Regions from separate parts of the Mus musculus genome. Here all the other regions are linked to region 3. The links are chromatin loops, found by intact Hi-C in ENCODE. Cell type or tissue: left cerebral cortex. All regions are shown on one strand. Links, peaks and the distances in the headings refer to the core of each region. The heading gives the core; the rest is flanking DNA. Region 1 holds the start of Smarcd2 (SWI/SNF related, matrix associated, actin dependent regulator of chromatin, subfamily d, member 2). Region 2 holds the start of Limd2 (LIM domain containing 2). Region 3 holds the start of Ccdc47 (coiled-coil domain containing 47).

Evidence for each region. Hi-C counts contacts between places; a loop is a spot of excess contacts. Peaks named below come from ENCODE experiments on the same cell type or tissue, not always from the same donor. Only the 100,000 strongest peaks of a DNase experiment are listed, where the experiment ranks them.
Region 1: a loop joins it to region 3, with 6 times the contacts of the local background. A loop is called at or near these places in 9 of 42 quality-filtered maps.
Region 2: it touches region 3 in a loop (6-fold over the local background); 4 of 42 quality-filtered maps call a loop at or near these places.

Annotation. Positions count from the first base shown.
Region 1 is chr11:106,266,892-106,276,946 of GRCm38, forward strand. It overlaps Smarcd2 (SWI/SNF related, matrix associated, actin dependent regulator of chromatin, subfamily d, member 2), which reads right to left and starts at 6,081. Exons shown (of 13, transcript NM_001130187.1): 1 at 5,602-6,081; 2 at 443-627; 3 at 247-289; 4 at 1-122. The coding sequence starts at 5,817. It overlaps Tcam1 (testicular cell adhesion molecule 1), which reads left to right and starts at 9,831. Exons shown (of 8, transcript NM_001379686.1): 1 at 9,831-9,902. In left cerebral cortex, for the core only: no CTCF peak of the experiment used is centred there; DNase peaks (open chromatin) are centred at 5,378, 5,506 and 6,151; H3K4me3 peaks cover 2,511 bases; H3K27ac peaks cover 2,386 bases.
Region 2 is chr11:106,154,620-106,164,674 of GRCm38, forward strand. It overlaps Limd2 (LIM domain containing 2), which reads right to left and starts at 5,557. Exons shown (of 5, transcript NM_172397.4): 1 at 5,432-5,557; 2 at 4,729-4,823; 3 at 4,543-4,587; 4 at 4,316-4,455; 5 at 1,635-4,214. The coding sequence starts at 4,770. The coding sequence ends at 4,055. It overlaps Gm10840, which reads left to right and starts at 4,769. Exons shown (of 2, transcript XM_030246469.1): 1 at 4,769-4,839; 2 at 5,141-6,540. The coding sequence starts at 4,769. The coding sequence ends at 5,942. It overlaps Map3k3 (mitogen-activated protein kinase kinase kinase 3), which reads left to right. Exons shown (of 16, transcript NM_011947.4): 16 at 1-2,037. Strada (STE20-related kinase adaptor alpha) reads right to left here. Exons shown (of 13, transcript NM_001252448.1): 12 at 9,812-9,854; 13 at 8,355-9,572. The coding sequence ends at 9,420. In left cerebral cortex, for the core only: CTCF peaks have their summits at 3,629 (motif pointing right) and 5,333; DNase peaks (open chromatin) are centred at 3,638, 3,872, 4,103, 4,459 and 3 more places; H3K4me3 peaks cover 3,018 bases; H3K27ac peaks cover 3,793 bases.
Region 3 is chr11:106,214,077-106,224,131 of GRCm38, forward strand. It overlaps Ccdc47 (coiled-coil domain containing 47), which reads right to left and starts at 2,291. Exons shown (of 13, transcript NM_026009.2): 1 at 2,073-2,291. It overlaps Ddx42 (DEAD box helicase 42), which reads left to right and starts at 2,850. Exons shown (of 18, transcript NM_028074.4): 1 at 2,850-3,080; 2 at 10,005-10,055. The coding sequence starts at 10,022. In left cerebral cortex, for the core only: no CTCF peak of the experiment used is centred there; DNase peaks (open chromatin) are centred at 2,405, 2,766 and 3,241; H3K4me3 peaks cover 3,151 bases; H3K27ac peaks cover 1,925 bases.

The sequences.
Region 1 (10,055 bases), core at 3,789-7,788, 56 kb after region 3:
GTCAGAGGCTTCTTGATGGCCTCTTGAATCTCCATCCGCTTGCGAGCGATGGTCTGGTCCAGCTTCCTCTCGAAAGCTAAAAGATCCATGTATGCCTGAGACTCTGGGACAAGCTCCCGGATCTGCAGGTTGAGAAATCCGATGGCTTGTTTTACCAGCTCTAGTTCTACCATCCTCCCCTCCTTCTCCACTCCAGGACTCCCACCCTGGCCAGCCAGACCTGGGCAGGCCTCCCAACACACTCACTCGCTGAGGTAGAACCTTATCTGCCATCTTCCTCCTCTTTAACCTAGTAGGAAAACAGAAACCCATTTAAGAGGTTAACAGTCCAAACTCACGATCTTCAAAACCCTCTCCCAAATGGCCAAGAGCCTCCTTGTGGTCAAGATAGAGAAACTTAACACCCAAGACAAGATAGGCAAGGTATGAGAAATAGGCTTACCCTCGGCGCTGGGCAGGCATCGGGGGCTGGGCCTGAGGCACAAGCAGGCGTTTTCGGAATGGATCCATCATGGTAGGTGGCATGCCAGGTCGGAGCGGAGCAGCTGTGCCAAATGGGGAACCGGCAGGAGGTCCCACCTGCAAGCCAGCCATGGGCATCCTGCTTCCTGGTGACATGCCAGGACGCTGAGGAAAGTGGAACAGTGGAGGGACACAGGTCAGTGGCGGAGCCCTCCGAGGTCCATAGCCCATACCCTCCATCTCTCTCTCTCTCTCTCAAATGGGGAGACCAGGAACAAAGGGGAACAGGCGCCTGAGCCCAGCGTGTAAACTACACCTGCCCCGCCCCTGCAACCGCCCTGGCAGCCTTGCCAACAAATGAGGCAGCCAGAGTCCATGGGTGGGAGGGGGAGGAGTGTACCTCTTGCAGAAGGAAGGGCCTGAGGGACTTTTTAGTACTAATCAACACCTTTCCAGCTCCAGTATGCTATGTCCTGCACCCTGGGATCAGCCAGCTTCATGGTATTTATAGAGTCCTTAGATAGCCCACTAGAGACCCCTTCTTCCTTTCGCCATCCTGAAGGAAAAACATTACTCCGGAGACCAAGGACAACGCATAGCAACCCAGGGGAGTCCAGGAGGCTCTGTGAAGTCTGCTGCCTGGTGGCTGATGGGAAGAAAGGCAGTAGGGATAGCAAGCCCATTAGGCCGCAGCACCCCAGGTGAGCAGGTACAATAGGATGGCTCGGCCATGTCACAACTTGTGGGGATGGCCTCAAGAGAGTACAGACACCATCTGGTCACCATATGGTCCCTATGGCCCTAACACAACCTGGACCCATTGTCCCCTCCCCCACCCCACCCTCCCCCTCCTTTCTTATTGCCATGCCCCTATCTCTATGTCAAAAGACTTTCAAAAAAAGAAATTATGGTTCTTGGGTGGCCTGTGGGAATGGGAACAGCAAACATCTGGACTCTGCCCATGGTCTCTGCACCACCTGGCAGCCAGGCCGCTGCTGGTTCAACTTAACCCGTGCCACCCCCAGTCGCAGAATGCAACGGTCCTGGGAGGCAAGGATACAGAGTCACCAGCAGCATCAGTCTGGGTGGCACAAGCAGCCTTGACTTCCCATCCAAGGCCCAGGTTTCTGCCGTTTCCTGGGAGCCCTCCACCTCCCAGCTCATCCACATAGCTGCTGCCTGAAAGGCCTGTTTGGCAGCTCTGCCTTGCACACACAGTCCCTGGCAGCTTCACAGGGCTGGCCCCGGGGCCCAGGTTATGCAATCAATCAGTACAACCAGACAACCGGGCCAGCCTGGGTGGAGATTCACACTGAGTTAAAAGACACCCCCCCCCCCAGCCCCCACACCCAAGCATCCTGGAGATGAGTCCCTGTAATTTCTTTATCTAGCATTAAGGAGTCAGACGCATGACCCAGAGACAAGGGAAAGGGGACAGAAGCAGAGCAGGATGACAGTGGCAACTGAGGAGTTAAAAGTGGGAGACCCTGGGACCTTGGGAGTCCTGCCACAGCCTCTCCTCATCAGGAAGAAATTCATCAATGCTGCTGAAAGGCAGAAGACAGCCTGTTTCTCTGCCCTAATAAGCCAGAGCAAGAGATTATAGAAGGGGGGAGGGGACAGAAGAAAAACCTCAGGTGGCCACAACCTGAGACCCCCATCATCACTCCAGACTTGAGGTTTTCCTAGAGTAACTGCAGATATAATCTGCGGTGCTCTGCCCTCCCCCCAAAAAGCTCTCCACTGGGGTTCATAAAACCTGTAGTACGGCTGAGCCCTCCAGGAAATCCTGAGGCAAGGCAGCCCAGGCAGGCCTGGGATAGGCCCCACCCAGACATCTGCTCTAGACTTCTGGGGCTCAGGCTCCAGGCCCCTAGCTCACCCACAGCCTCAGGGGAAGGCTGCTCACAATTCAAGTCCTAGTTTCCTCTTTGTCAAGCTCTACACCTGGGCTTTGAAGAGCTAGTAACTCCTACTTAGAAACAAAACAAAGTCAACCGCCACAGATTCTCAGCCTCTCTGCCAGCCTGCTCCACCATGGGGGTAGGCAGGCCTGCTTACATCCCCAGGACACCAGAATACAGTAACTTCCACTTGGTCAAGCACCAACCCCACATTCTAGGCTTGATTTTATAACCACCAAGACAAGGTTAGTAGGCTAGGCCTGATTCTGCCATCTCTGGGTTAAGAATGTAGGGTTCCAGCAACTACATAATGGCTCACAACCATCTACAGCTAGCATACTCATATACATTAAATAAATAAATAAATAAATAAATAAATAAATAAATAAATAAATCTTTTTTTTTTTTAAAGAAAAAAAATGTAGGGCTCAAGTAAGCATGCTCTGCCGGGCATGGTGGTACACGCCTTTAATCCCAGCACTCGGGAGCAGAGGCAGGCGGATTTCTGAGTTCGAGGCCAGCCTGGTCTACAAAGTGAGTTCCAGGACAGCCAGGGCTATACAGAGAAACCCTGTCTCGAAAAACCAAAAACAAAAAAAAACAAAAAACAAAAAAATAAAAAAAACAAACAAACAAAACAAAACAAAACAAAACATGCTCTGCTCTCCTCCAAATCTGTAGCCCTGGTCCTTCTGATAGCTGCCTGAACCTAAGAGCCTCATTTGGAGGACATACCCTGACCCTATGAACAGAGGTATTTTAAACTCTGAGCTGAGTGAACCCTGCAATAATGCACACTAGGTTTTGTTAAGCTCTTCAGGGTAACTATACTCCAAAACTAGAAAAAGCCTCTAGAGTTAGGTGGGCTATCAATTTACTTCAGCAGGCTCCCCAATATGCTCATCTTGAGCACACAAGTCTGCTCACCCCAAGAACTCTAACCAGGAGCCCCTCTGGCCTCAGATCCCAAGACTTGCTGGAAGTTGGACATGGGAAGAAGCAAGCGGGATCTCCTTCAAACTCAACCAATGCTAACTGGGTTCTCCTTCCCTCCTTTCCCCTGCCTTTCCCTGGAGGAGGAAGAGGAAGAAGAAGAGGAGGAGGAGGAGGAGGAAGAGGAGGAGGAGGAGGAGGGGGAGAGGAAACATAGTTGGTATGGGATGCCCAGATTCAAGGCTATCTCCTTTCTCACAACTAGCAGCCGCAGCCATTTGGCTGGCCAGCCTGGCCTCAGCATAGACCCAAGGCTACTCTACAAAATATGCAGGAATCCATCTTCCAGTCTTCAACAGGGGCTTTCCCAATGGCATGTTCTCTATCAGCTGCTTTCCAAGGAAATGGGTCTACATAGTGAGTTACAGGACAGCCAGGACTATATAGAGAGACTTGGAAAACCAACCAACCAAACAGACATCCCCAGTGCCTGTAGGAAGCTTCCAGACCAGCTCTAAACAAGCAGAGCCAAGGGCTGACGCAGAGACTCATCAGTGATATACTAGGCCCATGAATCTCCAAAGAAAGCCACATGGGAAAGATAAACCCCGCTAGTATCCTTGGAACCACGTCTATCTCTGTTTATACCCAAACTCGTCATTTTCTTTTTAGATAGGAGTTGAAATGAAGGGGGTCACTTATCCCCACTCCGACCCCCAGTTAGGTATCTCCTGGGTATCTGATTCCTGGGCTGGAGAGATGGCTCAGTGATTAAGAGCGCCGACTGCTCTTCCAAAGGTCCCGAGTTCAAATCCCAGCAACCACATGGTGGCTCACAACCATCTGTAACGAAATCCGATGCCCTCTTCTGGTGTGTCTGAAGACAGCCACAGTGTGCTTACATATAATAAATAAATGAATCTTTAAAAAAAAAAAAAGAAATCTGATTCCTGGGTGGAATATGCATACATCATGAAGATCTATTTCTGAGACTTCTACCTAGAGACACCAGCAGGGGACAGAGCAAGCTACAGTGCACACCTCTCACCTCTCTGGCACATAGGTTGAGAGACATATGGCCTTGTCAGGAACCTGAGGGATAAGGAAAGAGAGGTTGGGCGTGATAGTGTGTGACTGTAATGCCAGACACTTGAGAGAAAAGAGTTCAAGGTGGGCTTTGGCTACACAGCCAGCCTGGACTATATGAGACCCTGTATCAAAAAGCAAGTAACAAAAGTGACAAGGATGTGGGAGAAGGATGGGCACAATCCCCAGGAAAGGAGGTGCAGCTCCCTGATACAGCAATCGTCTGCCACGTGCAAAGCCCTGCCTGGATTCCATGCTCAGCACCAAAATGCAAAAGCAAAACAAAATTCCCAAACATTCTGGAGCCACTTGAACCAGAGCTCTGGGGAATGAGGAGCGCCACATGCAGAATCAGGCTGAGTTCCCAATGCACTGACCACGGGTCCTGTCTCTGCTTGTCAATGGCCTTTGATGCTGCAACCTGAGACAGCTCTCTGCCAAGACAGAAGGGTCAGGGCAGTACCCTGTGCAGCCCAAGACCAGCAGGACTCCACAAAGCCTCCCTGCTCCTCCAAACTTTACTGGACACTGGCATCAAGAAGGAAAGCCCCGTACAGAGGATATCTTGAATGGTCTGTTAATGGGATCGGGCCTTCTTCAGACCTGGACACAGCTATTTCTAATCTATCCTGGAGTTATCTGGGCCCAATCTCTTTAGTCTCCCATTTCGTAGGAAGCCTGGCTTCCTTCCTCCTCAACTTGAGCAGCTGGGAGCCATCTCAGACATACTAACGCTCTGCCAGTTCCCAACTAGGAAGAAAAAAAAAAAAAAAAAGAAAGAAAGAAAGCCAAGGCAGAGATGCAGTGGGACCGAGGCCAAAGAAAGAGTAACCCTGTTTTCTCACTAACGACCCTCTTCCAAATTTTCCTCACCACATCCCGGGTCACTCCCTCACCTCCACTCCGGGACCTGTCTTACACTTTCAACCTGATTGCCCACAATTCTCTAGATCTCACGAAGCCTCCATCTCTAAGTTACTCGGAGCCAAGAAGCCCCGGGACTCCTCTAACTGCTCAAGCCCTCCACCGCAGAGGGCTTTCACCCTTTCCCCAACACTGCCTCCAACCCCGAGCCACTAACCAAGGGACTCTGGCCTGCCCGCCACCAGCCCTCGACAGTTCCTCCTGCAGTGTCCCCTGGGCCGCCTGTCCTCACCTGAGGCCCCAGGGAGACCGACACAGCGCCCTCGCGGCGCCGCTCGCCTGCCCTCCTCACCTGGTACTGCGCCGCGGGGCCAGCGGGGCCCATGGGGCGGAAGGCGGCGGCCCCCGGTACCCCCATGCCTCCAGAAGGCCCCGGGCCCCTGAGCGCCGGGCTGGGCAGCATTCCGGGTCCCGCAGGCGGAGGCGGCGCACCAAGGGCCGCGGCAACGGCGCCGCCGCCGGGGCTCAGCGGAGGCAGCGGGAACCCGCCCGCGCCACGGCCGGACATCACTCTGTCCCGTCCCGCGGTGCAGCGATCCGGCCTCCGGTCTCCGTGTTGAGTCCGCTCCGCGAGCTACGTTCCGCGATCCGGGACTTCCCGATTTTACTACCGGGTTCCGGGATCTTCTACTCCAAGTTCGCAAGTTCTTTGCAGCCCGGCTTTAGGATCCCGCGGCCCCTCTGACTCCGCTCCTGCCAGGGATACTCCAGATCCGGGATGTGCCGCGAGCCCGCAGGCCTCTCCCGGCCTCCGGAGGTTTGATCGCCGGAGTCCAGTTACCCAGAGGCGGTTACGAACTCCCAGCCCCGCCCAACCTAGACCCTGCAGGCCCCGCCCCTGCCCGGCAACCCAATCGAGAATGCCTCTTTAAATCCCGCCCTCGCGAGACCCGCCTCAAACCAGCACCTCCCATAACTGACGGCCTTAGAGCCCCGCCCTTGGGGGAGGCGGCCTTTTCCCGGAGGAGCGGGAGCGGAAGCTGCACGCGGAAGCGCGGAGGAGAAAGGCGTGGGGTCAGAGTTCGAAGGTCGCGTAGGGCCGTCCGAACTGTTAGGTGTTTGCTGTTTGCTCCGTAGTGCTGCTGCCTCGGCGAGATCCCCGATATGGCCCATCCAAAACAGTTCCGTCAATTCTGCGTCTTCAAGCCTTAAAAATAAGCGATCCGCGGCGGGAAAGCCGCCAACCACTTTTTAAGAGCCCATCTCGGGGCCGGTGGCATAAGGCACCCCACACCCACCCACCCATCTACCCCCAGAAGCCTGTATTGGTTGCTCCGCGCTTCCAAGGACATGGGCGGCCCCAGACGTGACCCAGCTGAGTGAAAGCTTGGCTTGGCCCAACTCCGAGTACTTAACTGCACTAACTTGCCCGTGCCTTTCTTTAAGGAAGCCTGGTAATTCGCAGAAAATGTTTTTAGGTGAAGGGATTTTGCATGCTGAGAGAACTCCAGGTACTGAAATAAGTTTTATCCAGTTTGTATAGGACTTAGTTTTGAAAAGTTGAGAATCAGCCGGGCGTGGTGGCAAACGCCTTTAATCCCAGCACTTGGGAGGCGGAGGCAGGTGGATTTCTGAGTTCAAGGCCAGCCTGGTCTACAAAGTGAGTTTTAGGACAGTCAGGACTACACAGAGAAACCCCGTCTCGAAAAACCAAAAAAGAAAAGAAAAGTTGAGAACCTTTTCAGAAACCACTGGCTTCGGCTATGTTATAGACCTACCCTCTGTCAATGTGGTATCTCCTACCCACGGTATAGAATAGTGCTACTTAACTAGGCACTGAAAATCCTCAGAATCAGGTTGGGGGTGTAACTCAGGTTATAGCGTGCACAAAGCCCTGGGCTTGAACCCCAGACTGCATCAACTACATGGTGGTGCATCCTCAAAATCCCAGCACACAGGAGGAGGCAGGTGGGCCAGAAGTTCAGGATGGTTCTCAGCTGCATCACCAGTTGATTCTACAGGAGACCCTATATCAGAAGAAAGCCGAGCTTTTTGTTAAAATGTGGTTTATGGTTCAATGAAATGGGGGCAGGGTACAAGATTCTGTATTTCTTTTTTGGTTTTTCAAGATAGGATTTCTTTGTGCAGCCCTGGATGTCCTGGAACTAGGTCTGTAGACCAGGCTGGCCAAAGATGACATAGGCTTTGGTCTTTTGACTAAACTGCTTTTGTTAACTTGTCCAATAAAGAGTTGTCCTGTAGGTGGGTTGATCTCACTTGTGTGCCACAAAGCTTTTGAGCTTTCAGAGATGGTAGCAGGTCCCAAAAATGTCAGGGAAGCAGGGTCTCGAGACCAAAGCCAGCATGAATTACTTATATGAAAAGTAAGGTCTGGATCAGTTACCTAAGACTGTCTGGGCAGAGTGAAGGCTCAGTTACCTAAGAACTAGACCTCCTGGGCAGAGAGAATGGGGGAGGGGGGTCTGTCTCCAGAAAGGCACCTTCAAGTGACTTTGGTTCAGAGCACCTGTTTAGTGGAAGCCATTTGAAAATTAAAGCCCTGAAAGTGCACAAACACACACACACACACACACACACACACACACAACTCTTCTGTGATCACAGTCTTTACATACATAATCTAACAGGCAATCTAAAGTATAGAATCTGCAGACAGTGGAGGGACCAGAGCTGATGTAAAAGAACATGGAATTAGGTCCTAGGAGCTCAGCTTCCCATCCTGGAACATCCCAAGAAACTTCATTTAATTGGCTTCTGGGGCTGCAGTGACAAAGGCTTGGCAAAGAGGAGCTTATGAAGTCTGGAAAGGCTCTTTTGGAAGGAAAAAATGACTTGTAACGTTTACAGCTTTGCTTGGGTTCTGCCATCAGTGTTTGCCAGATGTTTTCTTCTACTCCTAAGCTAGCGTGTCATATCGGCTTCTTTGCTCTGGACTGGGGAATATAACGGCGTTGGCAGTGTGCTCGCCTAGCATGCGTGGAGCCCTGCCTCCCATCCCTAGCACCACATAAAGCTGGGTGTGGTCATGCATGCCTGTAATCTCAGCACTTGGGAGGTGAAGGCCAGAGAAGTGGAAGGTCAGTTTCATTATTGGCTACAGTGTACATAATAAGATCCTGTCTCCAGAAGGTGGGGGAGGGGCTCCTTTGTTCAAAGAGCAGGAAAGCTAAGCCTGCATGAACTGGCCTGTGAATCTTCTGTGGGGTCAGCCAAGTTTGACTTGCTGCTCTGTAGAGCCAAGGCTTGCTGTTATGGTCCTAGTGTTTTCTTTATATCATGTAACAGCATCAGTGTCTGACAACAGAGAATCAGATAATGCACATGAAACAGTGTTACATGGTCAGTAAAAAGGATGCTGCAGGGATGGAGACATAGCTCATACATTAAAGCTGTTTTCCGGTGATATTGGCTATTTTTCTATTGCTGTGACAAAATGTGATGACCAAAGCAATTTAGAAAAGGAAACACTTAAACTGCATGTGGGGGGTGCAGACTTTTGGTCCCAGCACTCAAGAGACAGAGGCAAGTGGATCTCTGTGAGCTCAAGGCCAGCCTGGTCTACAAAGCCGTGTTGCACAAAGACACCCCGTCTTTAAAAACAAACAAACAAACAAAACCCATTTAATTGGCCTTATGGTTTCGAAGGGTTAGAGTCCATGCTAGGGGTAAAAGGCAAGGTGGTGACAACAGCTTAGAGCTTTCTCTTTCTCGACACCACCGTCATCTTCCACCCCCACCCCCATTCTGAATCACGTACTTCTGTTTTCCCAAATCTTTCCTAGCTCCTCAGCATGTCTTCCACCCCATCCAACTGGCTTCCTGCATGGGCCACCCTAGCCAATCCTCTGGCATTTCTTTTCCCCGAGAAAGCAAATCAGAACACTTCCATCCACGAACCCGAGTGTCCTCACTTATCTTCATCAGGGGACTTCAGAATGTAGCTCTCTGGGCTTCTCAGAACTCTCAGGGACTCTGAGCTGAGTCTGAGATAGGAGAGGCGCTTCCACCTTCCCTTCCATCCCGACTTTGGGAACAGCCCTGCTTTGCTGTATCACGCGATCGCAGGATTGCCTGTAAAGGACCCCACCGCTCTACATAGTCTAAACGCCGGTAACTTTTGGGAAAGCCTGTCTAAAGAGCTTAGTGCGGCATGGTTGACTTTACTGTCTGTCCCCACCTAGCTTATTGTCTACCAACAGCCCAAGTATCAAGGCATGACCTTGCACTGGTATTTCTCTTGCCACCAGCTCCCATAAGCAAGGGTTATGGGTCTGCATCACCAAGCCTCGCTCAGTAGCGATTGTCTAGAGACAAATCCGCACTCCTTTCGAAGCAGGAGATGGCTTCCCTACTCTTCTTCCGAAGCACCCAGCTTTTTAAGCTATTTGTTCACGCTTCTCCTCTCAGCCAATCCTGTTAAGAGGCAGAGTAAGCGTCACGAGTTTCTGGGCAGATCAGGGGACTTCGGCGCAGCACAGGCGCACAGCGCCCCTTACAGGAGCACGGACTCAACGGTTGCCGCACGTGGTGGTTTCGAGCGCGTTGGCGATGTCGCTGTTCAGTCTGAGGTCCCCAAGCATCGAGGAAGGTTCGGCAGTGAGGCAAGAGGGGCAAGACGACCGCTTTGACTCAGTGAGGATTTGGGTCCTATTTGGTTTGCTTGGATTTATGTCGGTTTGTACTTGTGAAATCCAGGAGAGGATCAGCTAGCAGGTGGGGGAGTTAGCCAACACGCCTGGAAGTATTTGGTTCCCATCTATTTCCAAGTGTTTTAAATACTGCCGT
Region 2 (10,055 bases), core at 3,493-7,492, 57 kb before region 3:
CCAGCCTGTCTCTGGGCTGCAAGCCTGAGGTAAAGCCCAGCATCCCCCAGCCAACAGAAGGTAGAGGTTTGGGCTACCCCACTATAGCTTCCAGGTATTCGGTGTCAGTCCTGTCTTACCAAAGATGAATGAAGCAAATGTTACACTGCCTTATTCTGGGAAGGAGGAGCTACTCGGATAAGCAGGGCCTGAGAGATGGAGCTGCCTCCAGAAACTGGGGAGACCCAGTCTTGTCAATGCAATTGTCTCTGTTTTACAAGTTGGAGTCACTCTTATGCTGTTCCCAGTTTTAAAACTGGAGACTTTGCCCTCTGAGCTCTGGAGACCCATGTGGGCTTAGGCCTTGGACTGGATGGAAGAGCTGATGGCCTCTGCCCCCTGGCCTGCCCTCTGTTCCCTCACTGGAGCAGAGAAAGTAGACAACACAAGTCAGGGCACCTGGTTCTGGGCAGCTCAGCAGAGTGCAGGGGGTTGTCTCAGGCTGTCTGCATCTCAAATCTGTCAGGCCTGAGCCCACTCCATGGGAAAGTCCTTGAGCTGCCACAACCGTGTCCAAAGCCACCAGCTGTGTTCCTCAGCCCGACCTGTCCACTTGTCATCAACCTCATTCCCTTCTTGTTCCTCCCACAAAGGAGGATGCCAGTAGGGGCTAGGGAAAGAGTTATCTCCAAGCAGCTTAGAGTTGGCCATATTTACCTCAGCCTGGGTGCTGGTCCTTTCTTCCAGCCCCTTTCTTCCCCTCCAAATGTGCCTATTTCTAGAGCTCCTCCCTCCTAACTCCCAAATTTTTGGGAGTTATCATTAAAGGAAAGGAAAAAAAAAAAAAAGAAGCCAGTGCCCAGGGATGGGCATCTCCAGGGAGCTGGGGATTAGTGCCAGGCAGCTCTTTGCCAGCCATGCCCACTTCCCCATGGGCACAGAACAAGCCAAAGCCTTCGTTGTATGTTGACGATGCACTTTTATGAATGTAGTTTCTATCGCTGTTTTTAGCCTTTTCACATCATGTAATGTGAGGCCTTGTACTTGTTAATTTATATCTCAGATCCATATTTGATGGTTTTATATATATATATCAATTCTAGACTGTTACCGGTGATGGACTCCTGAAGAGAGAACAGAAATTGAAAGCAGCTGGTTTTGCAGATATGTGTGTTGCACGGTGCCAATTGGGCCTGGGCCCCTCTGTTTTATTTCCTTTCCCTTGGGGGTCTGTCAGGCCACTCTCTAACTGCTCTGAAGCCAGTGAGCAAAGTCCTGCTTCCACCTCAGCCTTTGCCCAAAGTAGGGACTGGCCCCTCTTCTAGACCAAAGCTGCCAAAAGGCAGCTGGGCCTCTCCATGACCCCATCCTGATGGCTATATAGCACCCTTTAGCCTATCCCTATCCACACCCCGAACCCAAAGGAGATAGAGATTGGTGGGGTGACAAGATGTTAGATGAGACAACTCTGCTTGTCACAGGTTCAGGCTCTCACGGAGCTCCCCCCATATCCCCATGGGGGGGGGGGGGGAGTGTATTACCTCATAGGCAATGTTTCTAAAATGAACTTAAAAGTAAACCAACAAATTCTGCACTCCAAAGGGGGGGTGGGGGGGAGACACCTTTTTTTGTGCCAAAAACTGTGGACATGCTGGTTCAGCAGCCTCAGGACCAAGCTGTTAATTTATTTTTTTCTTATTAACAAATCCAAATGACAAGTTGTGGGCCTCCAGGGTGGCCTGGGCCCAAAGGTTATGAAGGAAGGTTTCCTAGCAGCCCTTGGCCTGCTGTGCAAAGATGCTACACCACCTTCATTTGTTCTTCATTCCATGGGGTTTATCTGCCTTCACCAACCCCACATGGAAGGGCCAAGCCTGGGTCAGGTGCACGCTGCCACCCTCCTTCCCCTCCCTCCCACTTGCCCAGCTCTGTGTCTGAATTGTGGAATGTGCAGAAGAACCTGCAGCCATAGTTATTGACTATATCTTGACTGAGGGCTTGCAGTGCAAAGCCAGGCCAGTGCATTACTTACAATAAAAGGGATCATTTATATCAGAAGGGTCCTGTGACCATGCTTTCGGTTAAAGGTGGTGGTGGGAATTTTTACAGGGATGGGTTGGGTACAATGCCTAACACCCAAGTTGAGGCCTCTTAAATAGAACTTGAAATGGCTGCCAAAAGCAGCCTGTGATAACTTGGCCAAGGTGGCCCCTCTCCTTCCCTTTTATCCCAGCGCGTCACTGGGACAGCACTGGTTGTCCATCTGAGCCGAATCCATCAATAGCTGAGTTCCTAGGACCATTCATGGCATTTTGTAGTCTTCCTGGCCGAGGGGTTTCCCTTGGTCCCTTACAGAACATCAGTCAGAGGCAAGGTCTCACTATGTAGCTCTGCTGTCCTGGAACTCACTACATAGAACAGGCTGATCTTGAATGCACAGAGACCCACCTGCCTCTGCCTCCTGAGTGCTGGTATTAAAAGCATGTGCTGCCACGTCCAGCCCAGCCACTGTTTCTTTACTGCAGCAAGAGACCATCCTTGTCCCATAAATCCAAGGCTTTGTCGTGCCTGCTTCCCAGATGCCCACCTGAAGGAAGTCTACAGTGATTCACCCATTAGCAAGACCAGAGGCCGGGCTGCCTAGCAGCCTTTGACCTCTTGCTTACCGATTCATCTGTCCCATAGGCAGTTTGCAGAAGCCAGGAAAATAGGGCTTGGGGCGAGACAACTCAGACTTCCACTGAGGGAGCATCTTCACACTTGCCTTGTGCTTCTGCTGTGTGATGTCGTCCCTCAGTGTGCATGAACTCTGAGGAGCGCAAAGTTTGCCCCTGGAGGTCCTGGCACAGTAGCTGTGACATCCCACTTCATACAAGAGGCTCCAGGAAGATGACAGTCATGAGGAGAGAAGGTGGAAGACGTTGTACTGGCAGCACTTGATAGGCTATGGATTCCTACCATTCTTTGCAGATTTCTAGGGTAAAGGACTAGGAGGAAATTGGACAGCTGGAATCAGCTAGCAGAAAGGCAGACACTAAGGTCTTGGCCAAGTCAGAAAGGTTCTCTTCTGTACTCAAGTGTAGTGAATTAACCTCTGAAGAACCGAAGCCAGGCATGGATGACACAGGCCTTTTTAATCCCAGCACTTTGGAAGCAGAGGCAGGCAGATCTCTGTGTTCTAGGCCAATCAGAGCTACAGTGAGACCCTGTCTCAAAAACCCAAAACATTTGTGTGGTTGCAAGCCAGTGTGCCTGGCTACTCTGGGACGAGGATACACAGTGGGATTTCAGGTTTGACAGCTTAACACCCCAAGGTGGCACAGACCACCAGCCCCTTTAAGGCCAGGAGTATTGTGGGCTGTCCTCCATTCCCCTCGCTATGAGGAGTCTGCTGCATGCCTGCCACAAAGCATCCCCATCAGGCCACACAAGAGAGTCAAGAGCTGTTTAAATGTTTTTAAAAGAGGGTTGATCACAACAGAACAGCACAACAGATGGAGGAGCATAGCTACTGCCGACCCTGTCAGCTGAGGCTCTAGCAAGAGCTTTAGCTTTGTGGTGCAAGGGACCCCCAGACCCTGAAGGCTGCAGGCTGTCTTGCCTCTTCCCCAGCCCTCCCCCCTCAGCGAGGTGGCATCTATGAGGCCCAGTAGATGGCACTCTCCCTCTTCCAGTCTCTGTGGCTCATTACCAGGCTAAGGGGCAGAGGTAGATGGGGAGACAAGGGGGTACACAAGGCCCAGGTGGCAGTGAGGGAGCTTGGGACCCTGAGGAGGGCATGCTGACTCCTTGCTGGAGAAAAGGCACCTAAGTAGGGAAGCTGGGCTTGTGGGCCTCCCAGGGAGCCGTGGGGTGAGATGAGGTGGACTAAAGGACACAGTATGGTGAAAATTCCAATTCTGGTTCCCAACGCCAACCTCCCATGGGAAAAGTAAGGAATCCTGGAGCAGAGCCTTATGCCTGAAACCTGTGTGAGGGAGCCTCATCCTCTCCCACCCCGCGCCCCCGGGTTAATCTCCTTTCCACTGCCCAGCGGGAGGCCATGTGCTGGGAGGGAATGGGTGTTAAAGGGGTCTCAGGCCGTCTTGGTGCCTGAGTCCACCTCCTTGTGGGCCCAGAGCTCCTTGTGCTGTTTACGACCAAACCCTTCATCGTAGTTGCCTTTACTCTTAAACAGCTGCTGAAAGTGAGGTCTGCAGTAAAATTCACCGTGCATTGCAGCATAACTGCCCAGGCTGTGGAAGCAGAGAACATCTGGGTCAGTCTGGGGCAGGGCGGGAAGGTAGGGTAAGGGTGGGCAAGTAGGTGGGCAGGCCGGGACAGGGCAGGAGCGCACCTGAGTTTGGTGTGGCAGTGTTTGCAACAGAAACAAGAGTTGTGGAAAATGAGCTTGTCTGCCACCAGCCGCTCCATCGGGTACACAGTCTTCTGGCAGGCTGCACAGGTCTCCTTCACCTGAGCCCGCAAGCTAAAGGACTGTGGAGTAGGAGCAGAGTACACTTAGCAAGAAGCCGGGTTAGCGCCGACCCTTTCCTCTGCCCACACCCACCCTTAGGACCCTACCTTAGACCGCTGTACCGTGCTGCTGCCACTGCTGCCTTTGGCTTCCTGGGGGAAGAGGAAGAGTCAGAGGGGTCAGCTCTCCGGTGGCCCAGCCCACATCCCAGGGGCACTCGAGGTGGCACAAGGTGCCAAGCAAACAAGCTGCTCTTGTCCCCTTGACTCCTCCCCACCTGGCTGGACACCTACATGAGAGGGGGTGGCCTGGGCGGCTCCGGCAGCTTGGAACATGGCTCTTCAGAGGTGCTTGGTGGCCCTGGAGGAGATGCCGAGCCAAGAGGGTTCTGCAAGGGGAAGTCAGTCAGTGGGGCCCCATGAGCCCTCCCCCACTCTGCAGGCTGGGGTGTTTTTAGGCAGGGGGTTGGGGGGCTGCGGTTGGGACTTTCCCTAAGTCATTTCCTGTTGCTCTGGGTCTTGCCACTTCCGCCCCTCACCCACCCCCAACAGCCTACCCGCCCCTCATACAGCCCCCAAGGGTTAGGGGGTCCCTGAGTGGAAACATATGTGGAGACAGAACAAAGTTAGCGAGAGTGGCCGGGGACAGGGGCTCCACGGTCTTTGCCTGTGGGAAGCACAGGCAGAGACCCCGCCTGGGATGAAGGGAGGTCAGCAGAGGTCTGGGCAGGGTACCGCCAGACCCGCGCGCCCCCTCACCGGGCTTAGACGTCCAGCCCCTAGACAGTGCTGGGCCCGACCTCCTGCCTGGCCAGGCTGCGCTGCCTCCCGCGCCCGCTCTTCGGGACCCCAGACCCCGAAACCCCACCCCACCACGAGCCGGCCCTACGGGACCGACGCGAGCCTCGGGATCCCCGCGAGCGCAACGCGCGAACCGCCAGGCGGCGTCGGCCCCGCAACGCTCCGCGCCCCTCCCCCCGGCCGCCGTGGGTCTCACCGGGCCCGGCCTGCGCCGCGGGGCGGGGGTCGGTCGCTGCGGGACCGCCTCGGGTGCAAGTGGCGCGGGCGCGAGCTGCCGCCGCTGCCAGTGGTCCCCGAGCGGCAGCCGCCGCCTCACCGCGGCGCCGCCCCCGCCGGCCCCCGCCCCGCGCCCGCCCATTGGCTCCGCGCGCCCGGGGCCGCCTCCGGGAGAAGCCGCCGCCGACCCCCCTCTGTGCTTTGTCTTTCCCTTGCTCGCCGTCCCCCCGCCTTTGTCTGCCCCCACATCGCTTTCACAGCCCGCGCTCTCCCGCCTCCCGGAGCCAACCTCCTCTGCCGCTCGTGGAGAAGGGACGACGGCGGGGACCGAATCGCAGATCTCGGGAGGAGACGAGTTCAGCCTGCGATCGACACGCAAGGCTCTTCCGGCGCGGACCTTCAGAAATGGCCTGGGCCTTTACTGCCTCGGTTTACCCGTTAGCCGTTGTGAACGCAGTCCCATTAGCTCCGCCCCCTTCTTGCGCTCTTAAGACCCAGTAGTTTGAGGCACCCCACTGTGGGGACTCGGGAGGCAGGTCCACTGGCAGCCACGGAGTCCTACAGAGGAAGATGGAGGCGGCTCGTAGTCCCTCCGTATACCCCGATGTTAGGCCAAGGGAGCCGGCGGTGGGCCCATGTCACTACTGAAGGGGTGTGACAGATCCGCTATCCGAGAACTGCAGCCTTGTGGTTTCCGAAATCACCAGCCCCCTTAAGCTCGACATCCTAAATGGTTTCTGTGACCAGATTTTGTGGGATTAGTAACCTCGGGCCTTGCCATGGCCCAGGTCAAGCCCCTATCTGAAAGGACCCACTTCCTTGCATCAAGCACACCTTGTTCCACCGAAGGGAGCAGAGAGCCATTTAGGCTGGAGTTGTTTAGAGAACAAAGTGCAACAAGAGCTGCTTTTGCCGCTCCGCCCCAGCCCACTGCACAGCAGGTTGAGGGGAAGGACTCTAGGCAGCAGCATCTAGGGCACAGACTTCTGCTGAGGGCTTTGCCTGAAGCCCAGCTGGAGACTGTCTTCACACAGCCCTCGGCGACATATTTCCACACCCCTGTAACAGGAATAAAACTGGTGGCTCTAGCGCAGGCCCACGCGTGTCAGGGAACAGAACAACTTACCGCCTCCTGCCTGGCAGGGGAACAGGGAGGCAGCAGGCAGCATCACCCATCCCCACCCGCGCCCCACTGTGGTGCTAATGCACCCACGCTGAGCTTCGCTTTTCTCCCTCAGCCTCAGGTCGATGTTTGCCTGCACTGAGGCTCAGCCTGGACTTCGTAATGGGTGTTCCTCCACAACTAGGGGTGACTCTTCCTAGGAAAAATTATCCACACCTATCATCAGATTCTCCAAGGGAGCTGTTTTGTACAAGAAGGGTGAAGCCCTTAGGGACACCAGGCAGCTGCTCCGGGGCACTGATTGGCAGCCCGCCCTGCTGGGACCATCTGTGGGCAGAGCTGGAGAAAGCTACCACAGTCAGCAGTTAGCTAGGAGGAGGAAGGATCGAAAGCAGCTAACTGTGGGCCCACGCCAGCGTTCTGAGTTCGAAGCCACCCAGGGCTACAAGTCATATCCTGGTACACACGGACACACACACAAAAAATTTTTTTAAGTATCTGAGAAAAAGTTGGGCAGGGGCTAGAAGCGCTGGAGTGTCACATGAGCTTCTGTCACATGCCATTTCAGGTCCCCTAGCCTACCTCCAGTAGGAAAATTTTTTTAAAGTTTCTTTAAATGTTCTGTAGTTGTTAGACAAGATCTCTAGCCCAGGCGGGACTCAAACCAGCTATGTAGCAAAGGGTGATGTTCAATCCCATCCTCTCGCCTCTACCCCCAAGTGCTAGGTTTATAAAGTACTCTGAGCCATGCCCAGTAGAGAGAGTCCTGAGGAGCTGGGGAGCAAAACATGGCGCTTGCCAGGCGGTGGTGGCACACGCCTTTAATCCCAACACTGGGGAGGCAGAGGCAGGCGGATTTCTGAGTTCGAAGCCAGCCTAGTCTACAGAGTGAGTTCCAGGACAGCCAGGGCTACACAGAGAAACCCTGTCTGGGGGGTGGGGGGGACACACGACATGGCACTTCACGTCTGCTGTGTGAGTACTCTGCCAACCAAGCTGGACTCCCAGCCTCAACTGTAAAACTTCCTAAGAAAACATAAAGTTTCCTTGGGGAGCATTTGATGGTCTGAGAATTCTCAGAAAAAAGGGGCATAAGACCTCAGCCAGAGGTGAGGGCCTCACCCAGGGGACTGGCAAGGTGGAAAATGCTGAGCTGGGGTTGTACACGTGGGCATGCACAGGAACAAGGTCAGAACAGGTCCCCTTGCTCCTCATCCCTGGCTGCCAGCCAGGACGACAGGTTCTTGGGTTACACTTGCTGGGTATTAGTACCAACCATAAGGAGACAAACATCAGGTTACAAGACAAAATCTTCCACCCCTTGCTGCCCAGAGGTGGGCTTGGCTAGTTGCCAGCACTGGTACCCTTTCTGATAATTTTGCCAAGGCAAAATCTAATACTAGGGCTGGCAAGATGGCTCAGTGGTTAAGAGCACTGACTGCTCTTCCGAAGGTTCTGAGTTCAAACCCCAGCAACCACACCCGTAATGAGATCTAACGCCCTGTTCTGGTGCGTCTGAAGTCAGCTACCGTGCACTTATGTATAATAATAAATAAATCTTTGGGTCAGAGCAAGCAGGGACTGAGCGAGGGGAGTTTACCAAAGTGAGAGGAGCTGACCGGAGCGAGTGGGGCTGACCAGAGCGAGCAGAGGTCCTACACCACATGAAGGCTCACAACCATCTGTACAGCTACAATGTACTCACAAACATAAAATAAATCTTTTAAAAAAATTTTATACTCAAACTCTAGGGAATTAAGAGACCACGGAGCCGGGCGTGGTGGCGCATGCCTTTAATCCCAGCACTAGGGAGGCAGAGGCAGGCGGATTTCTGAGTTCGAAGCCAGCCTGGTCTACAGAGTTCCAGGATAACCAGGACTACACAGAGAAACCCTGTCTCGGAAAAGAAAAGAAAAGAAAAGAAAAGAAAAAGGTGACCACGGATGTTTCTTCTAAGACCAGTTTTCTAAGAAACTGGTATGTATGCTTATGAAAGAAATCACTGCCAGGCCAGCGGCACAAGTCCACATAGCCCACTCTGGAAGAACCAGTGACCTGCAGCCAATCCAGCCTGGCAATCCCAGAAGCCAGCATACAGGCTCTGAACACAAGGAAACACTGGTGCCATTCCCAACATTCTCTGAAAATTTTAATTTGTTCTGACAATGAAACTAATACAACTTAAGGACTCTTAAGCCCTCAGATGAGGCAAGACATGTATGGCCCTTGGAGGAGGCACCAAGGCAGCAGCTGGCAGGAGGCAGTAAGATGGATTCTTGGGAAAGGAGTGTAATAAATGAGCTAAGATGGTTTCAGGTGTCAGGGCCCACGAGAGGTGGAGATGAGGATGGCCAGTCCCAGCCTTAACTGACCTGGTGCTCAGTAGCTGGGGCAATGCCTGCGGCTGGGCAGGGCCAGACAGCTTAGGACTTGTCCCCTTTCAGCCCTTCAGGACATGGGAACAGAGGGAAGAGGGACTAGGCTACTGAGAGCAAGTGTTGGGAAGAGGATGTGAAGGTCCCTGGGTCAAGAGTTACTCTGGGCCTGGCCGTGAGCCTCGGGGCCCATGCAGCACTTCTTCCTTCTAAGGAGGTCCCCTGAGCTCACACAACAGGATGTCAGCTTTCCGGCCTCTCCAAGTCCCTGGTGATTGGGATTCCCTGGGTCTCAAAAGCCACAAAAACAGTGAAGTCCCTTCTAGAATGTCCTTTCAAGTAGCCAACAGCCAGCTTGGCAGGCAGAATATCCTTTGAACCCAGTCTGTGGCCAGAGGCAGATGCTGGTCCTCAAGAAGGCCCCAGGCTCATACCCCACGCCAGCCAGCTGGAGGACAGGCTGCAGAGACTCAGAACTCCCAGTCATCCACCTCCAGGTCTTCTAGGTTTGTCACCAGGCCGAAGATTCCACTGTGATCCTGAGACTGGCTGCCCTCGAAGTTGGTGATGGGAGTGACTGGGCGGAGCAACTCAGGCAAAGCCTCGGAAGCACGCCGCTTGATCTGAGGGAGAGAGACAAGGTGGGTATGTGTCCTACAACTCAGGTCCCAGGAGCCAAAGCTCCTGCCCTGTGGTGTTCTAGAGCCAAAAAGGAAAGGAAGGAGAGAGCGAGCCCCTTGGAGCTCCAGAAGGACGGTCATCGCATTAGTTCAAACAAGCAGAGGAAGGATACCTAACCACCGAGGGGGTCAGCGGCTCAAGTCACAGGGAGCAGCAGCAGGGAGCCAGGGCACTACCTTACCTGCTTGAAGAAGGAGTGGTTCAGCAGGGTGCTGGCGTTTGGCCTGGAGAGAAAGGGGACGAGACCCATATGACCCCTGGGCTCAGCTGTCCAAACCCAGACCCTCTCCTGTCTCACTGTCTCCCAGTACCTAACAGCCCAAGCTACCCTCGCCAGTTTCTTAACAGGAAGTCAGTTCTTCCTGCTGGGTTTCCAGATATCCATGTGAGAGTCGCAGCCTCTGGAACACTGGCTGCAGCCCCTA
Region 3 (10,055 bases), core at 877-4,876:
GGGAATCCAACACCTTCACACAGTCATGCATACAGGCAAAACACCAAAGTGCATAAAATAAAAATAAATAAATTATTCTTAAAAATCCTTTATAAAAGAACTAAAGACTATAGAGAATAAGATACAATTATGGATATGTAAATAGTTACAAAATAATCCATAAATAAAAACCACGCAGACTGGAAAGAAGCCAGTGTAACTCTTGTCATTCTTGTGACATACATAAGGTTGGCTTCACCATCAGTACTAAAAGAGACAGCCATTTACCTACAGACCAACTGTAGATCTGTGTTTGGCCTGCAGACACGTTCTCCTGAACACACACTTGCTCAGATCACCGCAAGTGTGAACACTTAAGTACAGAAAGAAGATGCATCAGTCCAACTACCACGTTACTCCACGGGCTCAGACTGAAGGTACTGATTTTGTATGAAATCACAGAGTACAATGCAAAAATATTTCCAACCAACAAAAGCATTTATGCTACATTTTCAATTCTGCTCCCTAATCTAAACACCAGTCCTATATCTTTAATTATCTAAAAAACAAAACAAAAACAATAAACATCTGTTTTTAAGCATTGAAATTCAGCCTAAAGGATAGATGCGTGTAAGAGTTTTATTACTGATAGGGTATGTGTATTACGACTGATGATTAAACTAGAAGTTGTCTTCTGACCTCTCCATGCACAGCGATATAATACCTCCCCCTTTATATATGCCTGACCCAAATAAATAAATTAATGTAATTTTTAAAATGTTACAAAGGGAGGCTGGGGATGTAACTCAAGCTGTTGAGACTGTCTAAATTGATAGCAGGACCATATAAGATTGGGTGTGGCGGTTTACTCCTGTAATCCCAGCACTTGGGAGACTGAGGCCGAGAGTCCAAGGCCATCTTCTTCTACATAGTGAGTCCAGGCTTCAGGAGACCCCTGTCTCAAAAGCTCCAAGGGGCCGGTAGGGTGGGTGAGGTATCCCAGTACTCAGGAGTCAAATGCAGGCACATGTCCAAATTCAAGGCTAGCCAGGACTACATAGCGAGACCCTATACTTAAGGGGGTGGGGGTGGTGGCAGGTATAGTAGTTCCAGTGGCCTGCCCTGCCTTGTCCTACATAGTGATATTAGGCCAGCCTGCAAGAGTAAGAGGCACTGCCTCAAAGAACAAAGAGCGTCTGCTTTAGTGGCTCCCTGTCCAAGCAGAAGTAACTACATATCCCTGTCAATTTGACAGTCTGGCCATTTCAGTCTATACCAGGAGTGTTCACAACACAGAAGTGTTTCTAATGGAATTCATACAGGCTCCCTCAAGGTTATTTATGTTAAAATTATCCAAGCCATTTGTGCACTGGCTTTCTGATAAGACTCAGCTGGACCTGTCAACCCATTTCTCAGATGCACAGCTCTCTGCCAGGCCATCCAGCCTCTAGGACTTCTGAAGCAGAAAACACTAGACTCCAAGCCAGGCACAACATTAACACACCCATCTTGATTATCTTCCGCAAGCTCTCTCAGTAAAAAGGAGTATATGTAGCAATCATTGCTTGTCCTCCCAGGCCTCTGTGGCATCAGTCAAAATGATGAAATTTCTAGAAATGATGTAGACATTACTGTCACCTTACAAAGTAAAGTGTTGGTTACAAATAACTTGCATGTTAGAAACCTTCGGGTAAGGTCGACTCTAGAAGCGGTTGCTTCCGTGAAACTTCTAGTGTCTAGTCCTAGGTCCACCACGGAGAAGCCTAGTTCGATGCTCTTTTATTCTTCTGGCTACACACCAGATATTTTCTCAGATTTTGTCCTGTTGGTTGGGATCTACTCGAAACCTTCCCCCAAATCTTCCTAAAGCCCAACATAAAATGGAGCAGAAAAGGATGGACAGAGGTTTAGTCTTTTTTTTTTTCTTTTAATTCTGGAAAGATAAGTTGAGGGTATTGATGCATGTCACCACCGGCCGGACTTAAAGGGTTGGTTAGGAGGGAAACAGTACCTGGCTCTGCGGCCATGCAACTTAGTCACCGCTCGGCCTGGCACGGTCACACCGACTGGAATGTCATGGCCCCGCTACCTACCTGCACCCGAGGCTGCAACCGGGCCCGGGGCTCCTGAGGCCACTACCTCCAACCAGCCTGCCTTTGTCTGGTTTCTGTCTTCAGGTCGCAAAGATAATCTGCGGGCCGCGATGTCACTGAACAGCCCAGAACAGGTAGCTCAGTCACGGCACCCTACTCTTCACGTAGCTTCAGCCGTCCGTTACGTAGAATGCGTACAGCTAGTTTGCGCCTGCGCGCGGGGTGGGGGCGGGGCGCGGCCTTCAGGACATCCGCGCAAGGCGAGCTAGGGCTGCTGGGAAAATTACGTAACCCCCAGCGTCCCCTGGGCTACAAGTGCTCTAACTAGCGGAGGCTGCGTTTCTCCCGTAGGGTTCCGTCCGTCGGGTAGACGTCACTTTGATCGGATGCTCCGGAAGCTAAAGGTGGCCATAGTCTATGGGGCCATGTGGACAGAGGCATGAAGGGAAATGTTGCCCGAGTCGTGGGTTTTTTGTGTTGCTTTGGTTTTTGGCAAGGGACAAGAGCTAAGGGAAGGTGGACATTCTTATGTAAATGAAGTTTCCAATCAACACCTTATTACCTTGAGTTTTTCGGGCGGTTCCCCATCGCCGCGGCTCTCTTCATTGCAGACTCCCTCACTACACGACCCAGACACAATCCTCACCCAGGACCAGATTCCCGTCCGGGGTGTGTGACGTAGTTATGTTGCGTTCCGGAATCGGAAGAGCGGCATTAATTGGCGCCTTTCGGCAGCCGTAGCCCCAGCCCCACCCTTCGGCTCGCGCTCTACTTAGCGCGCATGTCAGACGCTCCCCCCACCCTACCCCCAGTCAGCAACGGGCCGTGAGGCGGCGGCGAAGGGGGCGGAGGAAGAGCGCGGCTGGACGCGGTCCCGCACCGCGCGTACGCAGGGCCGCGGGGGTTCTTTCGCGCCGACTGGAGTAGCAACTGCGTCTGCAGCCGCGGCAGCGGGTTTGGGTGAAGGGCTCGCCAGACGCAGTGCCGCTAGCCCGGGGGACACGAGAGGTAACTGGGGCCTGGCGAGGGCGGAGGAACCTCGGCCTCGTTTAACAAAGAATCGGCAGAGCCTGGGGACCCGGGTGGCTGCGGGGGTCCGGGCAGGGATGGGTACGCGATCTGGAGCCCCGAGGTGGCCCTCTGGAGCTACGTTGCCTTCCCACGGCTCTGCTCCTTGCACGTCTTAACGAGGCCCACTTGGCGGCTTTCCGGAGGCGGTGCTTGATGGGCTCCAGGAAGGGATTTTTCAGGGTGCTGGGCTCCGAAGCTGTGAGAGCCAGTGGAGGAGTATTGATCCTTGTAGGTAGCTGTTGGGGATTGCGGACCCACAAATGGAGGCGGGGAGGGTCTCGGTAGCGGAGGTTGACAGATTAGAAGGCTGTGATAGTCATTGATCTTTGTGAAACCTTGAGTAGATCATGATTAACATCATCACCATAGTTACAAACTTTTTGCGGCCTACTTGAGCCTACCTGATTTGAATAATATATATGGGTTGAAAACCTGTATCAGAATCGTAAGGAAAAAATTATACTAGTCAAGTTTGGAAGCATATATAAACTTTTCTGTCATCTTAGCTTTTTCCCTTTTCACCCCTACCCCTTTAGGCTGTGGTTTTGTGGCTTTCCTACTGTGTTGTTGTTGTTGTTACTATTTGCAAGTGTTATTTCTGTATTGTCTCCTACACATACCTGAACAGCTATTAAGCTGAACAATTATTAAGTAGAGTAGATATTATGTCTTTTTCTTTTTCTTTTTTTTCTTCCTTCGAGACAGGGTTTCTCTGTAGCCCTGGCTGTCCTGGAATTCACTCTATAGACCAGGCTGGCCTCGAACTCAGAGATCCACCTGCCTCTGCCTCCCAAGTGCTGGGATTAAAGGCGTGCATCACCACCCGTCGTGGGTGGTAGGTTATGTCTTAATTCGTTTAAACTTTGTAGAGTCCAATCCTGTTCTGACAGGTGGGAAGTGAACAGTAAGTCTGATATAAAAATTTATTCTTCCAGGGCGAAAATGTTATTTTACTTTACCTAGAAGGAGAATTGCAGTGATTCATTTAAAAATAAAATTGTTATTGCCTTGCCTCTGTGCCTGTTCTCTCTTGAATTGCTTAAGTGTTAAATCTATGACCACTGCACTCATGAGACTCTTTATATACATTTTTTGGACGTATTATTTTGTTTGTCTTTGTTTTTGTTTTTTCAAGACAGGGCTTTTCTGTATAGCTCTTGTTGTTCTGGAACTCACTCTGTAGACCAGGCTGGCCTGGAACTCAGAAATCTGCCTGCCTCTGCCTCCCAAGTGCTGGGATTAAAGGCATGCGCCACCACTGCCCGGCACGTTATTTCTTTATGTATGTTTATCATGCCCTCCTGTAGAGGTTAGAGGCCAACCTCTGGGAGTTGGTTTTCTCCTTCCACTATGTAGGTCCTCAGGATGGAATTCTGGTCAGGCGATTAATCTGTAGAACCATTTTACCAGTCCATTTATGAAACTTTCTAAAGAAGAAGGAGAGATGTGTGTTATGCTTTATGTTAAAGAGTAGTCTGTACCAGCAAAGGAGGCTTGGGAGAAGCTGCAATAGAGTAGTCAGGGAAAGCCCTTTCTGGTATCTAACAGATATTTAGGCAAGCTAGAAAATGGTGAGAGCATCTAACCACGGAGGTATCTGGAGAAAGGAATGTTCTGAGCAGGTGGACAGCAATCATGAAGGCCTTGAAGGGGACAAAGCTGGGCCTGTTAGAGGAGCAGTGTGTTTGTAGCACTTAGCAAATGAAGGAATGAGAAGATGAGGATGAAGATGAGATGAAGGATGAGACCGTAAAGGAAGAAAGGAAAACAAAGCAACTAGGGCCTTGTAGACGGTTTTGAAGATTTTGTCCTCATTCTGCATGAAATGGGGCTGTCTGAGCAGAGGAGTGCTAAATCTGACTTACATTGTAATTCAGTTCCATTCACTGTAATGTAGATTGTGATAATATAATGTAGTCTGTTTCAAAGTTCCAAGTTGTCCTTGGCTTTGTTAAAACTGATAGGAAAGGGGTGCTTTTCAGACAACTCTCACCACTCCCCTCACTCACATTTTATTAGATTTGGAATGTGATGAAAGTCTTGGTAAATGAGCTAAATACCTAATAAAAAAAAAAATGAAAAAAAAAAAAAAAAAAAAAGAAAGTCTTGGGTATTTGACAGCTTTGCATTACATTAAAGAAAGTGACAAAATTATAATTTGAATATAGCTATTTTTTATTCTGTTTTAATTTCCTATTAAGCCATTAAAAAACTAACTGGCTCAACAGTGTTTAAGATGTTCTTACTAAGCAGATTATTAAGTAGAGTAGATATTAACCAACTGTCATTGTAGCTCTCTTATGAAGCTTACCCCACTCTTTTACTCAGTGATCTTGATATCGTAAGTGGTGCTTGACCCTTGAATGGGAATCTGAGTTAAGAGATCTGATATTATCAATTTATCAATGGGGAGATTGCTTTCTGGAGAAATGATAACTATGCCTATAGTGTGGGTTGCACTGTATTGCCATACTTCACTCAATATATTTGAGTTTTATTTATTGAATTTGGTCCAGAGTCTCACTCTTTAGGTCATGTTGATCTAGAGCTCACTTTATAGCCCAGGTTAGTCTTTAACACACAGTATCCTCTCTGTCAGCCTCTTGAATGCTGAAGCATGGGTCACTACACATTTTTCCCCATTATTTTGGAGTAAAAACCTAGTAGTAAGGTGTATGATAGTCTCACCATTTTGCAAATGGAAAATCTGCTAATAACATCTTTAAGATTCATGCTATTAGTGGCAGAATTAGAGTTTGAATATAGCTAACTGGTATTATTTTACAATCCTGTTAAAATTTCTAAATGAACCATCACATTTTGGTGCCTGGATACCAAGCTGTCCTTTATAGCATCTTCAGTTATTCTCATCCAAGGGTAGCTCCTCTTTAAAACTCTTGTATGTAAAGCATGAATAATGAGTATCTGCTCTTAAAGACCTAAGAGAGTGAATGTAAATACTCAGCCATGAGATGTATCGTGTTTAAGAAACAATGTAGTGCCAGGTGTTTAAAGACCAGAGAAGGGGTTTAACATAAATCTATACAAATCATATTTGTGTTGATGCTCTAGAATTGTTATTCCAGTGAGCTGTACAGGTAAGAAGGACCTTGATAGGTCAATGTCAATAACAGATTTTGTGTGGGAGAACCCAAGTAGAGGTAAGAACTCCATCAGACTGCTTGATTTTCTTTGGAACCCTGGGCAATATGGGTGGTTAAAGTTATTTACTGCCACAATGCAACACCTAATTCTAGTCTGACTAACTGGAGAGCAGTTAAATTGAAGGGAGTGACAGAAACATAAATTGGTATTTTGAAGATGGTTTTGCTGAGTGTGTGTACTTCAGGAGCTCTGTTCTTTGATGTGACTTTCCTTGATTACACAGTATTAACAGACACAGTGCTGTTCAGCCAAAGGAAGTAGAAATTCATTTTGTTTGCAGTTTTGTCTCATTCTTACTTCATTTTATACTTTTCATTTTCATTTTATACTTCATGTTTTATAAATTATGGAATGTTAGCTAGTTGTAGATGCAGCTTATAGATCTGAGTCACATGACTTTTCCAGGACAACAGACATTGTTGAGGCAGAGTAGTAGAACTTTTGCCCTGTTGAGTAATATACTTAGCTCAGTGAGTCCTTGACTTGTCTGCAGTACCTCACCTCCTCGTCCTGCTTGCTTTCATTTCATGGTATTTTTACGATCTAAAATAGAATAATATCATTCCTTCGCTCCCTCCCCATCTCCCCATCTCTGACCACATTGAATTCCCTGAGGGCTTTCTGATTCCATGCTTGTATCCTCTGAGCCTAAAAAACAATTGCCTGACACAAAACAAGCGCGCCATGTATTTTGCTATAATGATCACTCTAGTAGTTATGTGGGGGCTTGATGACTGTCAGTCTTGTTGGAGAGTTGCAGTGGTAGAGTAAAGATGGAGAGAAGAGCATCTATTTCATACGGAGTTGGGGAGCACACGTCAGAGAGTGGGTAGTGATCAGAGTGAGACAGTGGAGCTCACCAGTATCCAGCTTGAATTGAGTCTGCTGTATGGGGGTGTTTGGGTTTTTGTTTGTTTACGAAATTAGGTGTTTTAGTTTTTAAAGGGATTCTTTTTTTCCAGTACTTGGGATGAGTCTGGGGCCTCACCTGTGCTAAGTCAAGAGCCATACCACTGAACTGTATAACTTGCCTGGAATCTTCTTTTTAAACCAAAGTAATATTCTGTTTAAGGTATATATGTAATGTTTTCTTTAACCATTCATCGGTCAGTGAACACGGGATGCCACCTTTTGCCTTATAACCCTGATTAATGTTGCTATGAGCTTGAATGAACTTTGCTTTCATTTGGTGGAGGTGTATATTTATAAGTGAAATTTCTGGGTTATATGCCAATTGTATGTTCTTCTAATTAACAGTAATAACAACCAAAAGAAACAACCCCAAAACATTTGTTGATAGAATTCCAACTAGAATAAGTGTTCCATGGATCCCCCACCCCCAGTTTTGTCATGATTTTTGTTTGTTTTGGTAGTAGATAAATGCACACATTTAATATGAAGCTTTACAGCTTACATTTTAAATGCCAATCATAGCTGTATATAAGTTGACTAAGTAATATATTTGGGTCTGGTTGGTTTGAGTGTGGTGTTTTTATTTTCAAGGGTTTTCTTTTTTTAATAATGAAGTTAAAAAAACAAAAACAACAAAAACCCTGTATATATTTATTTGTGTTCAGAATACAACTTGGAGGACTTGGTTCTCACTTTCCACCATGTAGATCCCAGGAGTTGAACTCGGACCTTCAGGTGAGGCAAGTCCTCTTGCCCAGTGATCTATCTTGTTGACCTTGCTTGATTTTTTTTTTTTTTTTTTTTTTTGGAAGAAAAATACTGATTGCCATAGTTACTGAACCTTTTTTGTTTGTTTGTTTTACATTCTACCAGCAGTTCGCAGAGGTTCCAGTTTCCCTACGTCTTTGCCAGCACTTTCTCTCCCAGAGTTATATCCTCAACCCTTAGACTTAGGTGATTCCAGTTTTGTTGCCAGCATAATAAAGTCCTGGCTATACCTTCTCTCCATCAGGCCTGATCAGTTGGCCCTGATGAGCCTTGGTGAATACAACAAATTGTCTCTGTCTTCCTCCTGGCAGCTGTGCAGGGGGATTGATAGCATAGTGATGGAGTGAGTGTGTTTCTCTTGAGAGCACTTTGCTGAGGATACTTGTGTTGCTTTTGGGTTAGTACAGTCTTGGGGGCATCCAGAAAGGGGGCAGTTGCTGATCTTCATTTTTGTGGCTTTGAGCATCTGTCAATACTGAGTACTGCTTTGGCAAGAGCAAGGGATTTCTTTGCTTTCAAAGATATATTGATAAAAAGCTGTTTTCTGGGGCATTTGTTTGTTTGAGGCATTATGAGATACCCTACTGTTTTTTAATAACAGTCATCCTGATCGATATGAAATGGTGTGCGTTGTGGTTTTGATTTACATTTCCTTCATTGTTTGTAGTATAAGGATTTTTGAGACAGTCCTATACTGTGTAGACCAAGCTGGTCTTGTACTTGAGATCCTTCTACTGTAACATCTTGAGTACCAACATTGCATGTGTGCATTACTATACCTGGCTTTGATGCAAGGTGTCTTTTCATGTAATCTACTGATCAGTTATATATTGTCTTCAGAGAAATCTATTCAAGTCTTTTGCCTAGTCAAGTGTTTTGTGTGTTTGTATGAGTGTTTGCCTGTGTGTGTGTGTGTGTGTGTGTGTGTGTGTGTGTGTGTGTGTGTGTGTGTGTGTACCATGTACAAAACCTGGTTCTAGTGGAGCTGGAGGAGGGTATTGTATCCTCCGGAACTGGTGTCGTGACAGTTTTGAGCCACCATGTGGTGCTGGAAATCAAACCTGGGTTCTCTGGAAGAGCACTAGTGCTTTTAACCTCTGAGCCATCTCTCTAGCCTTCTCTTCCTTACCTTCTCATTTGTTTGTGGCTTTTGTTTTTTTGTTTTTTTTAAGACGGGTTCTCTGTAACAGACCTAGCTGGCCTGGAACTTGATTTGTAGAGCAGGCTGGCCTCTAACTCAAAGAGATCCTGCCTGCCTCCGCCTCCCCCTTATCTATTTTTAAGACTGGATTTGTATTTAGTGAAATTTACCTGAGTAAATGCTTAGGAATAAATATTTAAGCCAGGGGTGGTGGCAAATGCCTTTAATTGTAGTACTCCAGAGGCAGGTGGCTCTCTGACTTTGAGACCAATCAAGACTACCAAAATAAAAAAATTAAAAAAAAAAAAAAAAAGAGGAGGGAGGTAGGGTGGGGAACAAGCAAGGTTGAAGGGCCAGTGAGCGAGCCGCATGATAAACCTAAGTTCTGATCTGCAATTCCCACAAGGTGACGAGAGCATGTGGACAGTCCTTTCATTTCCACACTTGTACCAAAGCACACGTTTGTGTTCACACACACTAAAGATAGTAATGATAAAGGTTAAGAGATTGTCTTGCAATTTCGATCCTATATTAGAGATAGTAGGTACTGTCTTAGGATCATTCTTGACAACTCCATCCAATAAAAAGGTTATTTTACACAACCTCATAAAAGTACTTCTTTTGTTTGGGATCTCAATAAAATGAATAATAGTTTCTTAAATATTTTAAGAGAAAATCATTTGGTTGAAGTTGTAATTGTATCTGAAGGCCAATGTTACATGCCTTCACGTGGTACTGGGGCCTCCACACGTGGGACAAGTAAGTACTGTACCACTAAGCAGCACCTTAAATTTGTAGGTAGACATAGAAAATGAACTGAGGGTTAGTAAGGCTGTTTACAAAGTCACATTAATATGTGTGCATCTTGTTCCTAGCACCAGTCATTGGCATCATGAACTGGAATAAAGGCGGCCCTGGAACCAAGC